Regions from separate parts of the Homo sapiens genome. Here region 1 is linked to region 2. The links are chromatin loops, found by intact Hi-C in ENCODE. Cell type or tissue: GM12878. All regions are shown on one strand. Each heading gives the region's core, and the rest is flanking DNA. Links, peaks and the distances in the headings are about the cores only. Region 1 overlaps SYN2 (synapsin II). Region 2 overlaps MKRN2 (makorin ring finger protein 2).

Region 1 (9,973 bases), core at 70-8,069, 370 kb before region 2:
GCTGGGAACACCACCCTCTCACATTCTCTCTGGTTTTTATCTTCAAGCAAGTCGCAGTCCCTGACAAATGCCTTCAGCTTCTCTGAGTCCTCCTTCTTCCGGTCTTCAGCCAATGAGGATGAAGCCAAAGCAGAGACCATCCGGAGCTTGAGGAAGTCCTTTGCCAGCCTCTTTTCAGATTAGCTCTTCAGACACACGGGGCACCCAGCCCAACCGGGAAAGGCATCTAAGACATTCACCAACAACAGTCAGCCAGCTTGGTGGTTATGTCCCATGACCTTGACGTGTGTGGTCCCTTCCTCTGCTCTGTTGTACTAAGTGATGTTGTGCAGCCCAGAAAGGACCATTTGACAGTCTCAGGGCAGGTGCCTACCCAGCAAGGGGTACCTGGCATCAGAGAGGAAAGAGCTGCTTCCCTGTAGTCATGAGAGCTTCCTTCTGAAGTCATCGTTCGCTGTGAGTTTAGTGGCCTTATTGTGACAGTGCCATCATGTCTTATTCTTCCCTGTGAAACCAGGATTAATCGTGGACTCCTGGCAGCTTAACCTAGCTCAGTTGCAGTGCTAAGCATGCCCCGCCCCCATTCAGTGATACCTGTTTGGGAAGTATATACTTCCCCAAAAGTACTCTTGGCCCTAAGTTTTAGGAACTTTCCCCGACCTGGATCCCTTGTCATACCTGTGTTACTGTTTAAAGCACACCCACCCAACTTACAAGATCTTAGGCTGCTGTGGTGGTGAAGCACCTTGAGTCTGCTGATATTCGGGAGAACAAGGATCTGCAGTTTCCCCTTTTCTCCCCTCTGAAGAGTGGTTCTTATGTGCAATCTGCAGTAACCTTGAACTCCAGAGCTGCACTATAGAGGAGAATGCATGCCACTATGACAGCAGTATGCCAAGCTTTGTGTTCATCTCCTAATAAACGTTAAGACCTTTGGTGTAATAAAAGCAGCAGCATTCACCAACATTTGATTCAGCCATGAGGTCTTGACCCCTTGGCCACCCTTTAGGCTGAGAGAGTGTCCATGAGGGGTGTGTGTGTGTGTGTGCTTGAGTGTAGGGAGTGAAAAATCTAGGTGTGTGAAGCTGTTTGTGTCAGTTTGTGTGTGTGACTGCAGGTGTACATGTGTTTGCAAGTGTTTGAGAATGTGTCTGTCCTTTACATACCACTTCTGGGCCTCCTCGCACCTCCCCAGTGAATCTGTCTCCTCCAAGACACCTAGCCTTCCTTCAGCAACTCAGCGTTTCTACCTATATTACGGACTTTGTAACCTTTCAAATAAGCACAGAACCCTTGCTCCCGGAGGAGTCAATTTAGACTCACTTGCCTGGTCTATCATCAAGCTCCTCAGCTGAGGCCCACATGGTGGTGCCAATGAGGCTGGACCAACCTGCTCTGACAACCAGGCTCCCACAGATCTCAACGAAGGCATCCTAAAGAGGCCTGCAATTGAGGGTGGGCTCTGAGGGATTTCACTCTGGCTGCTTCATGACTCCCTGATACTCAAGTATATTTTCCCAAAGACCACGGATGCTGTGAAGATAAACACTACATCTGCACCAATAAAAAATCCATATATTAAAATGTTAATATCTGAATGTTAATAAGTATCTAGATAATTTCCTACACATGACACCCATCCTACTAACTCAACAAGATAACCTCCTCCAAATGCCACTATCTTAACTTCTCTTCACGGGCAGTAGATGCTGCAAGGTCAGAGAATGAATTTCTCCGAGAACCAGGGTCTCCTTTCTTACTCATTCTCTGTTTTCACAGTTCAAGGATTGAGCACCGTACCCTCTTCTTACACTTAGAAAACAGGAAGTAGAACCTCCCATTGAGTGACCCCTGGGGGGTGAGAGCCCTCCTCCCACAACACACATAACTAAGGAACAAACCAACCAAACCAATGCGTGGGGTACCTGGGCGCAAGGCAATTGACCTTTAGAGTTCCTTCTGTTTCCAGCTGTAGGGGAGGCAGATGTCCTCTTAACGTTCTGTGGCTGGGCCTGAAAATTAAGCATACATAAGACAGATGAACAGGACAAACGTATACACATTTTATTTAATATTTTTATGCGTACGTGGGAATCTTCATAAGGAAAATGAAGACCCAAGCTGTTAAGCCCAAAACTTGTATACCATTTTAAACAAAGAATGATAAATTGTGACGATATGACAAAACAAAGGCGTCTGGGCTAGTCAGCCAGTAAATTGTGGGAAAGTAGGAAATATATGGGAGAAACTAATGGGAGAGAAGGGTTACAAGTTTTAGTAAGGTTTTGTCTGTGGAGATTCATCTCAGTGTCAACTCCCTGTCTCTGGTGATAAGAATGTTTGTTCCCTTCTTCCTTCTGGGGGAGAGGCACCCTTCCCACAAGAAGTTTTAGTCCTGCTTCAGACAGGAAGGGGGAAGTCGGAAAACCTTTCCTGCATCTGTTGTTGTTCTGTTGCCTTCAGCTCAACATAAACAATATGCCAAAGTGGCATATTTTGAGGTAGCATACTCTGACCCCCTTCACAAACCAAGAGTCTGCCACTAGCCATTGCTTCTATCCCCGATTCCAAATATGTTTTAAGAGAAGTCATTCATTTAGTCAAAACATTTATTGAGCACTTACGATAAACATAAACATTGTGATGGATTCATAGGAATATTTGCTGACACTTCCATAGTCAGGCACTATTCTAAATACTTAATGCTCATCAACTTATGTGTTCCTTATAATAAGCCTATATGGTAGGTGCTGTTATTATTTTATAAATGAGAAATGGAGGCACATCAAGGTCAATAACTCACTCAGGGTCACTCAGCTGGGCAAGTGGCAGAGCTGGGATTTGAACCAACCTAAGCAGTGCAGCAGCAGAACTCATGGCCTGAGCTACTTTGCCATATTACTTTTATTTAATCTAGCAAAGTCAACAAGACAATTGTATTAAATTTTACACAGTGTGATAAGAGGTGCACACAAAAATTTACAGCATATCCACCTCTTTACATTCTCTCTCCATCCCCTGACCCCAGGGAAAGAAGGACTGGGAGAAAGTTAGGACATCTGTGACCAGTGTTGACCCCTTGTCCTAAAACCATGAGTAACATACACAATGTTTCTTATTCTGATAGAATATAATTCTGGTTCTTAAAAAATTACTCATTCTTCCACATGTGATGTCAGACCAAAAACCACAAGTGGCTTATTTAGAAAATGAGTCAGCCTGGAAATGCTGCAGTGACAAAAAGGAGAGGCATTTACCATAGGTCAGGCAGCACCCTGGTCTGAAGGACATATGGATTCTCTCCAGCCCTTAGTAATGGGGTGGGGCTGGGGGTGGGGAAGTTCCATTCAGAAACAGCCTTCTTGCTACTTAAAAAAGACAGCCCCAGAGACTGGGAAGTTGGCTATTCAACAACCATCAATAAATATTCAGTGAATACTGTGATAAAAATTATCTACAGCTAAGATCTCTGAAAGATTGGTTGCAGTCTTCTACAGATCTTGAAGCCTTGTCTGTAGGCCAGCTTTGACCACTGTGCAACCACCTCTGCAGTTTATGGGGATTCCCTACCTATGTCTTCACCCCAGATTAGTAAAGGTAGAAAGCCTCATCCCTGCCCACATGGAACTCATCATCATCTTGGGTCAAGATAAATTAATTCTGTATTTTATTGATTTGTTCACAACCCCTTATTTTATTTAGCGCCATAAATTTTATGAGAGGAATATAAAAATGAATTAAGCAAGGATTCGGCCCTTACAAAGTTTATAGCCCAGTAGGGAAGATGTGTAAATATAAAGAAGAAAATGTAATGCATTAAGTCAAATGCAGTCAAAATGTTAGTTTGGAAAAAAAAAATAAGCTTGATAGGTATTGGTGAGGATATGAGAAGCAGAAGGAAGTCTTACACGTTGCTAATGGGGGTGCATGTTGGTACTGCCATTTCAGGGAACAATTTGGCAATCATGCGTAAACCCTATGACTCAGCAATTCCATTTCTGAACATTTACTCTAGAGAATCTCTTGCACATGTACATAAGAAACCAAGTAAAAGAATATTGGTCACAGCACTCTTTGTGCAAAGACTGGAAATAACCACCTCTCGTGGGGAATTAAAATATATGGTTTATTCATAAATTGGAATACTGTGTAGGAGTTAAATAAAATATATGAGGAATGCAGATGAGTTCAGGTAAGATATGAAAGGAGAATGAATAAGATGAGCCAGGCAAGTGTAAAATGGACCACAAGCAGCATATGCTGTTGCAGTGGGGCAAGCTTCTAGCTCAGGAGCTCAGAGAAGACCGCACCCTGGAGGTGAGCTGTGCACAGCCCACAGGACAGGAGGCACGCCACCTGCCGGGACTGGGCTGGGTGCACAGAATTCAGTCACTGAGTTTTACAGCTGGAAGTTGCATCTAGTTGCATCAAGGCCCAGGCAACTTAAGGAGTTTGCCAAGGTTACAAAGGGAGTTAGTAATAGAAGCAAATGAGTCTCAACACTAAGTGTCTGGTGGGCCACTGGGAACATTGCCTTTCCTGAAATAAATGAAATGGGTTTCATATTTGGGGGCCCTCCAGGGTGAGAGAGACTTATGGAATCATTTCACAGAGGCCAGGAGGCAAAGGGAAGAGATAGTGTTGGCTAGTGGAAAGAGCCTGGGTTTTGGAATCAAATTGAGTTTAAATCCAGGCTCTGCTAGTTATTAGCTAATTGATTATGTAGTTTAACTTTTCTGTGTCTCAAATTTTCTCATCTATAAAATGAGAACAATGCTACCTTTCCAAGGAGGTTGTCTTAAGAATTAAACAAGCTGATAGAGTCTGTTCCTAACAGTGGTTAGCATGCGAGATCACAAGAAACCATCTCTGTCACATAGAAAACCTGTATGAGTAAGTCCCAAACCCCCTTTCCCCAGGACTCCTCCAGGAGCAGCCAAACGAATGCCAAACATGCCTTTCTCCTGCTCCTGCAACCAGGGGAACCTCTAGGGCAATTTCAGCCCATCCAATGTCTTTTCCTAGGGCTATGGCTCCTTTTAGTTGTATTAGCTAAACTGAGCTGAGGGTGGACACTTGGGGAGGCCTGTGCTGTGCCAAGGCATTCCAATAGCAGTAAACACACGGCAGACACATACATACGTACACACATGCACACAAAGTAAAAACTGCAGCTACAGAAATAACAACGCAAACCCCAGGTGATCACAATGGATGCTTTTTTAAACACTGAGACCATACCATCATTCCTACAATGGTATGGTTCCCTTCAAAGCAATTCCTTTGGGAGATTATTTATTCCTACAAGGCTGCTGCTTATGTTCAGAACATAATTGCCTTCAGATCTGTAGTACATTATTTGAATTTCTGTAACTCTTGGAAGATCAGGAATTCTTTACCTGGAATCCAGGTATTCTCATGCATGTATTGTGCATTTCGGCAGGCCCTCAACACACATAAAATATCAAGAATCGTTGCTTTAGGGAGTAAATTTTGATATAAACAAATTTAATTCTTTTGGAGTCAAATCTAGTGATTAAGCTAGATAATATATACAGTCCAAAATGCAATGTGACTATAAGTTAATGAGATAACGTTCTGTGGCTTACAAACTAGTTCTGAAGTAAATTAATCCCAGAAAGGGGTCTCAGATCCATTTTGAATAGTTTCTCTCTGAAATAAATGTATAGACCCATCAAGGTTATCAGGTTTGAAAGAGAAGTTGCATTCCAACAAGCAAATTCTGTTGTTTGTGGAAAATAAACAATTTATTACTGTCTAATTTGCAGGTTACAGGCTACATTTAGAATAATGTTTTCTCCTCAAATAATCATAACATTATTCCTTACATTTGTATTTTACAGTTTATGTAGCACCTTGCAGTTTAAAGGCACTTTACAGTTTACAAACACTGATTCATCTGTCATTTTGTGGAATTCTCACAATAGCCCCATGAAGCTATCCCTCATCGTAGGTGACTTCTGAGTGTCTGAACTGTGGGCTCACACTTGAGTGGTACTTTTCCTCCTGTGGTACAAGTTTCCTTGGACTTTAAGCCTGTTGATTGTAAACATGTAGAAAAATAATGCAACTAGTCATTCTCTCTGATTTATCCACCTCTTATTCAACACCCAGATACTCTGAGAACTTGCTTTCTATCTTGCTTGGATATTAATACAGTTAGACACACACACTTGTGCTTGCCCACTGGTCTATATTTTCAGGACTCTTGTTTCATGGGCCCTACTCCCTAGCCTGCTACCTTTATCGAGGAGATAACCTTCCAGAAAGGGGAAGAGGGAACACCAGAGATAACCTGAGAGGGGAGGAGAGCTGGTACCTGGCCCCACCTCATGTGTAAATGAATGCTCCCCAGGGAACCGCACCCCTTGGTCATTTTCAGCCACCTCCATATCCACATACATCTCTTCTGATAAGAATCTCCACCCTTCAGCTAACTCCTCCAGGCAGTTCACAGCAGAAAGCAGAAAGCTACAGCCACCTGGGTGGATCAGGTTAAGTTCAGCAACCGCCTAACCCTACTTGTTTTAGATTCAGTCCTGAGGAAGGGAGATTAGCTCTATTGGATTAGTGAAGGGACAATACAGGTTTAGACTTCTTGGATCCACTCTGGAACTCACTGGTAATGATAGAAAATTGCAAGACTAGGCCCAGAGGGGCTCAGCAAATCCTAATCTGTATATACCCTGAAGACCTCAAACCACCCCTGGGACCTGAGTGTTGTAGGGAATGGACTAGAATGAATTTGGGATGCTCATTTACCTTTGGAGTTTCCCTTGGGCTCTAAAGACAGTTTGGTTTGCATATTTCACATCAAAGCAGTGGTCCATTTCAATTTAAGATTAGTAGACAAGGCCAGTAGATTATTTCTTCTTAAGAACTATTCCTTTATTCTATCCCCATAGCTATTATTCTGGATTAGGGCCTTTATTCACACCTCTTATTGTGATAGCCTGCTAACTGGGCTCCCTGGCTTCATTCCCTTGCTTATTTCTGCCAGGTACACTTCTAAAATCTCTGATCACATCATTCCCCTGGTCACAATCTTGCAGGGGATCTCCAGGCTTAACAAGTGAAACCTAAACTCTTTAACTTGGTATTTAAAGCCCTCTAGAGTCTAGCCTCAATTTACCATGGACTGGTTAAGTGTAAAGGCTTTGGGTTAGTTTCAGTACCAGTTCTATCACTTGCTAGCTGTGTGACCTTGGCAAATGACTAAACTCTAAACCTCAGTTTCTCTCCTATGAATGGGTTAATGATTTCATAGTTTCATTTCCAAGTTTGTTCTGTTGGGATCCATTTTACCATTCTAAGGTGAGGAAATGGGTCCACAGCTGGTCTCAAGATGAGGAAGTAACTCAGAGATTTATCAAGGTTCTAGGCATGATTTTTAGGCTTCTGAAACTGGAGTTTGGCCATTAAACTAAGTTAATGGATCTACTGAGCATATACCCAACAGGATCCTTTTCCCTAAGACTGCCATTTCAAAGGGCATAACTATATCTAAAGAGACTAGATTTCTTATTTCTTTTTTTAAATTTATTTTACATTTAGTCAATAGACCATTAGTAGATAAGCCTTAAAACTTGTTGAACGAAAGGATGTCATCAACGGGAAAGATTGCGAGTAGTTGTATTATTGTTCCTAATTCCTCACTCTCCTCCTTTCTTATAAGTGGATGATACCTCCCCACCCATTGCCAAGTGACCTGCCTCTCTGTCCCAAAGACGCTGGGCTTAGTTATAGAACCTGCTTTGGCCAATGGCATGGAAACCAACAGAATTTACTCCATGAACGCCAACTCATTTGGTTCTCCCATTGACCTCAGAATGGTTAAACTGAGTCTCAGAATGGAGACAAGCACAACAGAACTGCAGGCAGTTGCAGCCGCTGGCATCTTAATGTGAGCAATAAATACATGTTTACGTTGTAAGAAATTAGCATTTTGGAGTTGTTTTCATAGCGCAGCTGACTGATACATATCAACAAAAAATGTATTAAGAATAGGCCCTTCCTGGAGTTTTGCCTAGAGTGAGTGAGTCAGAAAACTAATTTTTAAACTAGCTGTTGCAACACTGCAGGAAGATGGTTGAAAATTAAGGAGACATTCAAGTGAATGAGGGTAGTATGGAAAGAGGTGTAAAGTCTGTACTAGGAAGAGGAAATGGTGTTTCTTCGACTTTAAAATCTTTTGTATTAGTTTGTTACATTCTTCTCGGGCTTCCTAGACTATCTTTTTAAACCTTGGAGTTTGATTTCTCCCAGAAAAGGCACAGCCTGTGAACTGATTTACAGTATTATTGGAAGACGAGGTTGCTTCTAATAATTGATAAAGTTCTCTCAAGCACCCTACTTGAAAATAAGCCTTCCTGTCAAAAAACTGTTTAGTGACGTGGAAACCAGTAGGCTTTCCTGATTGTATCTGAAAATGTGGCTATAAATCCTTATACAATAAAACTACATAAAGAGCGGCCACAGAAGAACATCTGCCTGTGGAATGATAGCATAGCCCAGCAGTGTTTTTTGTTTGTTTGTTTGCTTTTTTTTGGTTTTTTGGTTTTTTTGTTTTACAAGACCTACTGAACCTGTAGGGGGGTAACTAAAATGTAATAGGAATGGACATGAGAGTATTTTAACACAAACAAAATCCCAAAATCCCAAAACCTGCATTTCTAACTTCTTGTAAACTGAGTCATTACTGCAGACCCTTTGATGCTGTTGTTTTCAAAAGCAAATATTGCTTTTGTTTGCATCCGTTAACTATATCCTCATGATGTTATTGCTGCTCCCAGATCTGCATCCCCAATTCTTTCCAAAAAGTTAGGCCAGATAAAGCCTAAAGACACTTTCATCATGGCACATCTCTAACTCGCATAACCAGAATAGCTCCTGCTGCCTAGAGCCTAAAAGCCAATCTATAGCTTTATTGTCAAGGCATCTGCAAAGAAAACCAAATGTATGGTCTTAGCTGCCTACTGTATCAATTCTCTTCTCCAGACTAGTGATCTACTCACAATTTCCCATATGTAACTTGTGCTTTCCTGCCTACTTGCCTCTGCTCATGAGGTTAGAGATGTGTTCTTTCTTTCTCTTCTAAGAGCTTGTCCAAATTTTCCACCTTTTAAGCCCCCACTCTCAAGTTTCTCCTGTGAAGCTTTCTCTGACCACAAAAGTACAAGGGATTAGGGTCCCATTGCTACCATAATGAACATGGGACAGCACAGGCTTTTTGGAACCCAATACTGCCTGACTTAAAGAAATCAAAGAACTAGCTGGGTGCACTGGGTCACACCTGTAGTCCCAGCACCTTTGGTAGGTTGAAGCAGGAGGATCCCTTGAGGCCAGGAATTTGAGGCCAGCCTGGGCAACATAGCAAGAGACCCTGTCTCTACCAAAAACAAAAAAATGTATTTTAAAGAAGTCAAAGACCATAATTTATTATAACTTCTTAGGGGCTAAATAGATTGAGCAGAAGGCAAAAACTAAAGTATTCTATAAAGCCAGATTCTGCTTCCAAAGTGCTAAGCTGTCATTAATTTCATTAGAATCTAGGGACAAATACAAACAACAAAATCGCCTTTCTAAAGTAATGGCCATTGCTGAAGCAATTCTTTCAGAACCCGGAGACCCATTAAAGATTTTGAGTTCTCAAGACATATGGAGAGTAAATCTTGCAAGGCAGGGGAATCCGTGCATTCCAGGAAATCTATAAACCATAAATACTATTTTTAGCCCAGTAGTTTTAAAACTTTTCATTTTATTTTATTTTTTGAGACAGACCGTTGCTCTGTCGCCAGACTGGAGTGCAGTGGGGCGATCTCGGCTCACTGCAACCTCTGCCTCCCGGGTTCAAGTGATTCTCCTGTCTCAGCCTCCCGAGTAGCTGAGTCTACAGGCGCGTGCCACCATGCTCAGCTAATTTTTGTATTTTTAGTAGAGATGGGCTTTTACC
Region 2 (10,212 bases), core at 951-8,950:
CCAGATAAGTTTTGAAATGCTAAATTAAAATTTATTTATTGCAGGACTTATCAAAGCTTTTAATGTGTTCCCATGAAAGGAAACTCATACAAGGATATGTAAAACTGCAAAGAAGTTTACTCACAAAAGGGTGTAAAGGAGTCAGGGCTCCCGATGACTGCCTTGCCAAATAAAAAACATAACAGGTGTTTTAAGTGGGAAAAAACCAATATGACCAAGAGTACCAAGTTTACATTAGTGTGTTTATCTACCATCAACTTTTCTACCAGCTTATCTACCAAAAGCTTTTCTCACTTTATTATCTCATTAACAAAAGCCTTGTCTCTAGACATTGATAATTTATAGGAAATGTTCAAGGTATGATTTATTTTGGGGACCAGATCTAAGCAGCGTGTGCGGTTTTTTGTGGGTTTTGTTTGTTTTTTTGTTTTTTTTAATCTCAGGTCACAAAGTTTTAGGTTTGTTTTCCTGACTGTGGGATGTGATGTACATGTTTATTTTGAATGACAGCAGAATAATGTCAGTTTTGCTTCCAATCTGTTAGATATTATGTATCTCCAAGAGTTGCTTATCAAATGCTAGGAGTCTCAAACCTAATGACAAAGACACTCCATGTTTTTATTGCCTGGAGTGGTAAAAATGACTGCTCGTACAGTTATGCTGTCAGTCAGCTCTTCTGATTCCTTGACATGCCGCTCTATCCAGAATCTCAATCTGTGCCTTTTTGCTGATTCCCCTCCCCCACAACCATCTCCCTGTCTTCCAGTCTGTTTTCGGAGCCCTGGGGGAGGCCCTTATTATAGCTTAGTAACCAGTTTATTTCACCTTCTCCTCTTGTGATAGAGCTTCCCTGCATCTCATAATCACTATTAGAAGACACAGGATTTCATTGTCCTAAGATAGTCAAACCTAGGGGGCTTTTGATTCTTTGAAAGTCACAAAACATGGGGGATCTTTTCAGCTGGCAGGTGGTAGGAAGAGTTTGAGCCCCAGGGTTGGGCAGTTCTGGATTCTAATCCTGGTACCACCTGTGCAACAACTGCCTCATCTGTGAAATGAGGATGGTAATGCCTAACCGGCAGGGCTGTTTAAAAATTAAATAATAGCAACAAACCATTTATTTTGTATTAGGATGAGCACTTACATGCATTTTCTCAGTTAAATGTCCCAGTAGTCTATCATAGCAGTCTATGAAGTAAGTGCAGTTATTATAATCACATTACAGATGGGGAAACTGAGGCTCAGTGACTTAAATAACTTGCTTAAGCTCACATAGCAAGCAGTCTGACTTCAGTGTCTTCACCACCACACTGTACTTCATTTCATTCCCGCCTCTAATCAGTACATTTATTGCAAGCCTGCCACAGTGCCTACCATTTGCTTCCTTCCCCCTCAGTGGATCTGCTGTCACAAGGAGTATAGCCGTAAAATTTTAGCCTGTGAAAATATGTAGGAAAATGTAAAAAAAAAAAAAAAAAAAGACACTGAGGATGCAAATTACCTGTATACTTGGAAGTGATTTGCAAAAGCGTTTTGCTAAACAGGCAACATTCAAGGGCCTGTAAGAAACCAGATTGATTGTTTTGCTTAGCACTGCTGCTGCTGGAGCTGCTGGTGGTTCTGTGGCCAGCAGTGAACCTGATATGCTCTGCAGTGTATAATAGCCATACTGTCTGAAACAGTCTTTTGGGTTTACCCAGGGTAACACCCCTTTGGAGTGTCCCCCAGAAAGAACCTACCTGCTCTGAGTCTCCAGCTATGCACTTCACCCACCTAGTCGTCTCTCCCCTCCTCCAGTTCATGTCTCAGTCGTCTCTCTTGGAAGATATGAGGGGCGGTTTGTCCATCAGAAAGGTTGAGCAGTTGGAAATTCATTACAAAGCGCAACATGAAAGAGGCTTGGAGTAAGATCAGTATAACATAGATGGAGAGGAGTGACTATAAGCACATGACAGAGATGCCCCAAAGGACAAGCAGGATGTGCTCTAGGTGGCTTTGTGCTTGTCACTGGGGAGTGGAAATGGTGACATATGCTACAAAAATAGGACTGGGCTGACTTCACCTCTTACATAACTCTCATTTCATACTTTCCTTTCTTGAAGGCAGTGATGGTGGTCTAGAAATTATTTTTGAATCTGTTTAAATCTCAGCTCAGTCACTTACAGAAGTGAAGTGGCTTTTATGAAGTCACCAGCTTATAAATGGCAAAATTAACTAGAAGCTCTGGTTGGCAGTTAAATATTTGTATTTTAGTGGAAGAGATAATTAGTGCAGTTTGGAAGGCAAGTTTTCTGGATAGGACGTATGGAAGGCGGAGGTAGAATTATAAAAGGCATCCTTGCAGGAGACCACTACCTAAAAAAGTCTTTCTTCTTGTCTGCCTTGTTAACAAATAGTATCTGGTAGAGGGCCTGTGGTAGTCTTCCACCCTGGTTCTTTCAGGAAATTTTCTGTTCTAATTGCTTCAAAAGAAACAATACAGTATTGGCTGGTGCAGTGGCTCATTCCTATAATCCCAGCACTTGGGGAGGCTGAGGTAGGAAGATCACTTGAGCCCTGGAGTTTGAGACCAGCCTGGGCAACATAGCAAGATCCTGTCTCTACCCGAGAAAAGGAAAGAAACTATACAGTATTTATTCGATATCACTTTTGTTTAACTGCTTATGTTGCCACTTTGAACCTGTCCTCTTTCAGTATTTATGAGTTTACTAATCCTGATACCTCTTTGTCATTCAGACTTGGCTCTTGGCACTGACTTTTTTTTTTAAATTATTATACCTTCAAAGATTACCATGTCTGAGGACAATTGAAATATTGCAGTCTTGAGTAGCATTTCTCAAAAATAATTCTCAAACTGCTTAGATGTATACTCTACTTTTGTGTTTGGGATCTCCAAGACCACCCCAAATCCAGAGACTGTCTAGAACTAGGACAAGTGGGTCCCAGTATACAGCTGTATTCAAGGCTGAGATTATTACCATATCTAGTAAGGGGTCACAGCCAGATCATGATGGCAGAAGACATGGGGGGTCTGGAGGAGCCTGGGTGCAGGCTTCCTACATCTGTCCCTCCCTGAGAGGGCCACACAGCAATGAAAATGCAGCAACATGTGTCCAGGGAAGCCCATTAGGGATTCAGTGCCCAAGCTGGTCACATAGGCACCCTCTGCCTAGCATGAACCAAAATTCCAGACTCCCAGAAGGCAAGCAGGTTTTCAGCATGAACTACATTGTACATCAGTTTAGACACAGCGAGACACTCTCCATCATTTAGGGAAAATTTTGTATCTGTGTAGAGAACTGTTACTAGCCAAGTTCCCAGATGCCAGGCAAGGGGCAGCCTTGGAAGCAGACCTTCCTAAGGATAGCAGTCTCACATCTGCTGTGTAACTCTCTTCTGTGCATTTATAAAATCGGTATTGTAAATAACAGGAACTCTAAGTTTCTAACAAAAAGTTTCCCAGCTTCTGTTTGTGCTTTTTCTTTTTAAAAAATAAAACTTTAACAGCCTTATGGCAAATTACTGCACAATGTCTGATCTAGTGCAGTGGTCCCCAACCAGTCTATGGCCTTTTAGGAACCAGGCCACACAGCAGGAGGTGAGTAGTGGGCAAGTGAGCAAAGCTTTATCTGTGTTTATAGCCACTCCCCATCACTCACATTACCACCTGAGCTCCACCTCCTGTCAGATCAGCAGCAGCATTAGATTCTAATAGAAGCACTAACCCTATTGTCAGCTGTGCATGTGAGGGATCTACGTTGTGTGCTTCTTATGAGAATCTAATGCCTGATGAACTGTCACTGTCTCCCATGACCCCCAGATGGGACCATCTAGTTGCAGAAAAACAAGCTCAGTGTTCCACTGATTCTACACTATGGTGAGTTGTATACTTATTTCATTATATATTATAATAATAAAGTGCACAATAAATGTAATGTGCTTGAATCATCCTGAAACCATCCCCCATCCCCCCATTCCGTGGAAAAATTGTCTTCCATAAAACTGGTCCCTGGCTCCAAAAAGATTGGGGACTGCTGATCTAATGGTAGGCCACAAGAGGGTGTTTCCTGGGGAAAGCCTAGCTGACTACCTAGCAAAGGCTGTAGGATGGCACCATTGTATAGTCACTTAAGTCATGAGGTCCAGTTCTCATTTTGTAGGCTCAGAAATTTGATTCTGTTGGTGTACATAGAGGTGGCTCATACTAGCCAAACGCATGAGAGACTGACTTATATACTAGAATATCCTTTTATAATTTCCCTGGGAAAAAAATAAACTGTCAGGTAGGTCTGGTCAGCACTTCCTCTGCTTTTGGGGAGAGAAACAGGTGGAGAAGTCAGAGGTTTCTGATTGGGGCGGATGTGCAGCATGTTCACTAGTACCCTTTCTCTGGAGACACCAGCAGTCTGGGCCTCTCGGGCCTCCCTGGCATTCCTTGCATACCATTCCCTCCTGTTGTCTAGTTCTTTTTTTTTTTTTTTTTTTTTTCCTGAGACGGAGTCTCACTCTGTCGCCAGGCTGGAGTGCAGTGGCACGATCTCGGCTCACTGCAGCCTCCGCCTCCTGAGTTCAAGCGATTCTCATGCCTCAGCTTCCCGAGTAGCTGGGATTACAGGCACCTGCCACCATGCCCGGCTACTTTTTGTATTTTTAGTAGAGACGGGGTTTCACCATGTTGGCCAGGCTGGTCTTGAACTCCTGACCTCATGATCCGCCTGCCTCGGCCTCCCAAAGTGCTGGGATTACGGGTGTGAGCCACCACACCCGGCCAGAATCACCTTTCTTTTTAAGCTTGATTGTATGGATAGACCACATCTTGTTTATGCATTCGTCCATTAGCGCACGCTTGAGTTGCTTCCACCTTTTGGCTATTGTGAATAATGCTGGTATGAACACGGGTGTGCAAATGTTTGTTTGAGTCCCTACTTTGAAGTCTTCTATTTTTTTTGAAACAGATTCACTCTGTTGCCCAGGCTGGAGTGCAGTGGCGTGATCTTGGCTCACTGCAACCTCTCCCTCCCAGGTTCAAGTGATTCTCCTGCCTCGGCCCCCAAAGTAGCTGGGATTACAGGCGCCCACCACCACGCCCGGCTAATTTTTGTATTTTTAGTAGAGATGGGGTTTCACCATGTTGATCCGGCTGGTCTCAAATTCCTGACCTCAGGTGATCCACCCACCTCGGCCTCCCACAGTTCTGGGATTACAGGCGTGAGCCACTGGGCCTGGCCTGAATTATTTTGTGTCTATACCCAGAAGTGGAATTGCCGGATCATATGGTAAATATATTTTTAATTTTTTAAGGAACTTCCGTACTGTTTTTCTATAGAAGCTGCACCATTAGCTGTTTTATAATCTACTCTTCTCAGTTAATTGTGTTTAACTTTCCATATTAATAAATTTTCATTTTATACCTAGTCCATACTCACATTTATTTCAAAATATCTTTCAAAATATCTGGTTTCAAAAATGTCTTTTGTATCTGGTTTGTTGAAACCAGATTCTAGTCCAGAGGTAAGTATTGCATCTGGTTATGTCCCTTGTGTTCTGTCTGCTAACCTAGCATTGTCCCTTCCCTTTTTTCTCTTTTTTAACAGCTTTTTCTGAGGTATAACTTATATACCATAAAATTTACCTGTTTGAAGTGTACAGTGCAAAACTTTTTAATGAATTTACAAAGTTGTACAACCATCACCACAGTTAAATTTTAGGACATTTCTATCACCCCCAAAAGATCCCTTGTGCCCATTAACAGTCACCCTCACTTCTCTCCTCCCAACCCTAGGCAACCACTTAATCTACTTTTTGTCTCTGTAGATTTGCCTTTTCTGACATTGCATATAAATGGAATCATGCAACATGTGGTCTTTTGTGTCCAGCTTCTTTCACTCTGCGTAATGTTTTCAAGGTTCACCCATGTTGTAGTGTGTGCCAGTACTTCTTTCCTTTTTATGGCTGGATAAGAGCCCATTGTATGGATAAATCACATTTTCTCTGTCTGTTCATCAGTTGATGGACATTTGGATTGTTTCCACTTTTTGGCTGTTATGCATAGTGCTGCTTTGGACATTCATGTACAAGTATTTGTGTGGACATAGATTTTCATTTTCTTGGGTACATACCTAGGCGTAGAATTGTTGGGTCATATGGTAGATTTATGTTTACATTTTTTAAGAAACTGTCAAACTGTCTTCCAAACTCAGCCTCCTTTAGTTACATGGCACTTATAAAGACAGTAGGCCTAGGTCCCACGTACAGCCTCTTTTGTATTTATTTGGTTGTTTTCTCGAGATGTCTTTCATAGGTTGTCCCCAGTCTCCTGTATTTTCTATGAACTGGATGTTAGATCTGGAGTTTTGTGGATTCAAATTAATTGTTTCTGGCTAGAATACGTCATAGGTTGTTTTATACTTCATTTTGGGTCATATCAGCAGGTACATATTTAAGTTTTTTCCAAGTCGATTTTGGGTCCAGCATCATTTGTTGAAAAGATTCTTTCCCCAACTTACCTTTTTTTTTTTTTTTTTTTTTTTTTTTGGGAGACAGGGTCTCACTCTGTCACCCAGGCTAGAGTGCAGCAGCATGATCTTGGCTTATTGCAACCACTGCCTCCTGGGCTCAATCGATCCTCCTACCTCATCTTCCCAAGTAGCTGGGAGCACAGGTGCACGCTACCGTGCCTGGCTAATTTTTTGTATATTTTTTGGTAGAGACGAGGTTTCACCATGTTGCCCAGTCTCATCTCAAACTCCTGAGCTCAAGCAATCCACTCACCTTGGCCTCCCAAAGTGCTGGGATTACAGGCATGAGCCACTGCATGCGGCCTATGTGTGGTTCTATTTACAGGGTTTTTTGTTTGTTTTTTTGTTTGTTTTGAGACAGGGTCTTGCTTTGTCACCCAGGCTGGAGTACAGTGGTGCAAACAGAGCTCACTGCAGGCTCTCTCCTTCTGGGCTCAAGCAGTCCTCCCACCTCAGGCCCCCAAGTAGCCATCATGCACGGCTGATTTTTGTATTTTTTATACAGATTGGGTTTTGCCATGTTGCCCAGGCTGACCTCAAACTCCTGGGTTCAAGCAGTCCTCACACCTTGGCCTCCTGAAGTGGTGGGATTACGGGCATGAGCCTCTGAGCCCAGACTATTTATGGATCTTTAAAGAATCCCTGCAGCCTCCCTAAACTCAATCTCTGTGATTTGCCTGAGGTTCTACTCCCAGTACCAAGACCTAGAATATGCCTCCAGGTAGGAAGTCAGACTAAATGTGGGGCTTACTTCCTGTGTTTCCCTTCTCTTAAGGACCAGTCCTTTTTTCTATTGTCTGAAAGCAGTTGTTTCACATATTTTGTTTCATTTTTCAGTTGGGTTTGTTTTGTTTTGTTTTGTTTTTTTACAGTGAGAAGCCAAGATCCATGCTCCTTGGTAGTCAGAAGCAAGTTTGTTTCTCTCTCTCTCTCTCTCAGATGGTTTCTATTCTGTGTCTTCAAGTATTCTGATATTTTCCTTTGTAGTATCCCATCTACTAAACTCATCTAATGTAATTCTCATTTCAGACATTGTATTTTTCACTTCTAGAAGTTTCATTTGTTTTTTGTTTTGTTTTGTTTTGAGGTGGAGTTTCGCTCTTATTGCCCAGGCTGGAGTGCAATGGCGCGATCTTGGCTCACTGCAACCTCCGCCTCCAGGGTTCAGGTGATTCTCCTGCCTCAGCCTCCCAAGTAGCTGGGATTACAGGCACCTGCCACCACACCTGGCTAATTTTTGTATTTTTAATAGAGATGGTGTTTCACCATGTTGACCAGGCTGGTTTCGAACTCCTGACCTCTGGTCATCCACCCACCTCAGTCTCCCAAAGCGCTGGGATTATAGGCGTGAGCCACCACACCTAGTATTTGGTCTTATTTAAATCATCCATTTCTCTCCACATTATGTTTATGTTTTTCTTTAAATCTTTCAGCATATTGAGCATATGTATAATAGCTGTTCTTAAGGTCTTATTTTGCTGATTCCATCATCTCTGTAATTCCTGTTCTTTATTTTTCTCCTGGTTATAGGTCACATTATTTTCTGCTTTTTGGCATATCTAGTAATTTATGATTGGATGCCAAGCATTGTGAGTTTCTGAGCATTTGGATTGTATTGTCTTCCTTTAAAGTTTGTTTTGGCTGACAGTAAGTTATATACTTGCTATCAGCTTGTGTTTTTTTTTTTTAAGCCTTATTAGGGTGTGTCTAAAATACTTCTACTCTAACACTAGTTTACTTTTTTTTTTTCTTTTGTGAGACAGGATCTTGCTGTCACCCAGGCTAGAGTGCAGTGGCACAATCATGGCTACTGCAGCCTTGAACTCCTGGGTTTAAGCAATCCTCCTGTCTCACTCTCCTGAGTAGCTGAACCACAGGTGCATACCACCATGCTAGGCTAATTTTTAAATTTTAGGGTCTCCCTTTGTTGCCCTGGCTAGTTTATCTTTTTTTTTTTTTTTTTTTTTTTGAGACAGAGTTTTTGCTCTTGTCACCCAGGCTGGAGTGCAATGGCGCAATCTCGGCTCACCGCAACCTCCACCTCCTGAGTTCAAGCGATTCTCCTGCCTCAGCCTCCCAAGTAGCTGGGATTACAGGCATGCACCTCCACTCCTGACTAATTTTGTATTTTTTTTAGTAGAGACGGGGTTTCTCCATGTTGGTCAGACTGGTCTGGAACCCCCGACCTCAGGTGATGCGCCCGCCTTGGCCTCCCAAAGTACTAGGATTACAGGTGTGAGCCACCACACCCAGCCTAGTTTATCTTTAATATCAAGACATGTTCATCTAGGGTCTCTACTGTTTGAGTATTCACTCAGGTCTCTCTACCCTGTCTGGACAGAGTTAGCCTCCCAGGTATTCCTGTACCACTTATTCTTCAAGGCCAGGATCTGATATCTCAGTGGAATATTCTGATACAGAACATGTGATACATCTGATATTCTGAAACATCTGAAACAATGTATGAGAAACAGCTTTCATTAAAAACTACAAGTACCCATACAACCTTTCTGTTTCTCACTTTCAGTACGGTGTTCAATAAATTGCATGAGATTATTCTACACTTTATTGTAAAATAGATTTTGTGTTAGATGATTTGGCCCAACTGTAGGCTGATGTAAGTGTTCTAAGCATAAGTAAGGTAGCCCAGGCTGAGCTAGGAGAATCGCTTGAACCCGGAAGGCAGAGGTTGCAGTGAGCTGAGACTGTGCCATTGCACTTCAGCCTGGGTGACAGAGAGACTCCATCTCAAAACAAAAAACAAAAAACAGTGGCTTTATTGGGATGTAACTCCATCATTAGTCAAGGAGCATCTGTGTATATCTTTTGATACCACACTATGGTATTTGATCCTCACCACGACCAGTTAAGTGGGTAGTATAATCTTCATTTTATAGGGAAAGGTAGCAAGGCCCAGGGAAGTTGGTTTTGTGACATGTTCTTAAGTGGCAGAGCTGGGTCTTGAGCCCAGATCTTCTGGTTTCGTTAGTCATGCCCTTTAAGCTCCTTGAGAACAGAGAGAACAGTTTTTCACAGAGTGTTTTCTCAATTATGTGGCTCACATTGAACATATCTCAAATCAGGAAGATATATCTTCACATAGAAATATATGGGATCATTTGTTTTTCTTTCAGAAAAGCTGTCATTGAATCAGTTGTAGTGCCTCTGAAATCACTGTTGTAGAATCAAGGAAATATATAGATCTCTCTCCAGTGCCTAATAGAGCCTTTATACATAATATATGCCTGGTAAATGTTTGTATGCTAAGTTCAAGAATAAGCTGATTTTATAAAGCAAAATGTGCTTCTAAAAGTTGTATGCCTGTGCTTGTCTCTGCAGGTATTTTATGCATGGTGTGTGTCGGGAAGGAAGTCAGTGCCTATTCTCACATGACTTGGCAAACAGCAAACCGTCCACCATCTGCAAGTACTACCAGAAGGGCTACTGTGCCTATGGAACTCGGTGCAGGCAAGGACTCTGCAACAGATTCCAGCTGTGACACTGATTTCATTTGGAGAATGGGTCTTGATAAGGGGGAAATTTTAATGTAAAAGTAATATGGCAACATCACAAAAAGTATGGCAAATAAGTTTAAAACCTCAGTTTCAGTACCCTAAAACTAATTTTCTTTTCTTTTTTTTTTTGAGATAGAGTCTCTCACTGTTGCCCAGGCTGGAGGGCAGTGGTGCGATCT

Evidence for each region. A loop is a pair of places that touch in the nucleus more often than their neighbours do. Peaks named below come from ENCODE experiments on the same cell type or tissue, not always from the same donor. Only the 100,000 strongest peaks of a DNase experiment are listed, where the experiment ranks them.
Region 1: a loop joins it to region 2, with 4 times the contacts of the local background. A loop is called at or near these places in 2 of 110 quality-filtered maps.

The regions. Positions count from the first base shown.
Region 1 is chr3:12,190,443-12,200,415 of GRCh38, forward strand. SYN2 (synapsin II) reads left to right here. Exons shown (of 13, transcript NM_133625.6): 13 at 48-1,590. The coding sequence ends at 183. Among named protein-coding and RNA genes, the nearest start is that of TIMP4, 37 kb to the left of the region's middle. RefSeq lists an enhancer at 4,399-4,448. In GM12878, for the core only: a CTCF peak has its summit at 4,349; DNase peaks (open chromatin) are centred at 3,209, 3,979, 4,219 and 7,169; H3K27ac peaks cover 2,378 bases.
Region 2 is chr3:12,559,018-12,569,229 of GRCh38, forward strand. It overlaps MKRN2 (makorin ring finger protein 2), which reads left to right. Exons shown (of 8, transcript NM_014160.5): 2 at 9,858-9,986. It also overlaps a transcript of MKRN2OS not described here. Among named protein-coding and RNA genes, the nearest start is that of MKRN2, 7.0 kb to the left of the region's middle. RefSeq lists enhancers at 1,755-1,934, 2,115-2,204. In GM12878, for the core only: a CTCF peak has its summit at 4,067 (motif pointing right); a DNase peak (open chromatin) is centred at 2,014; H3K4me3 peaks cover 1,867 bases; H3K27ac peaks cover 2,047 bases.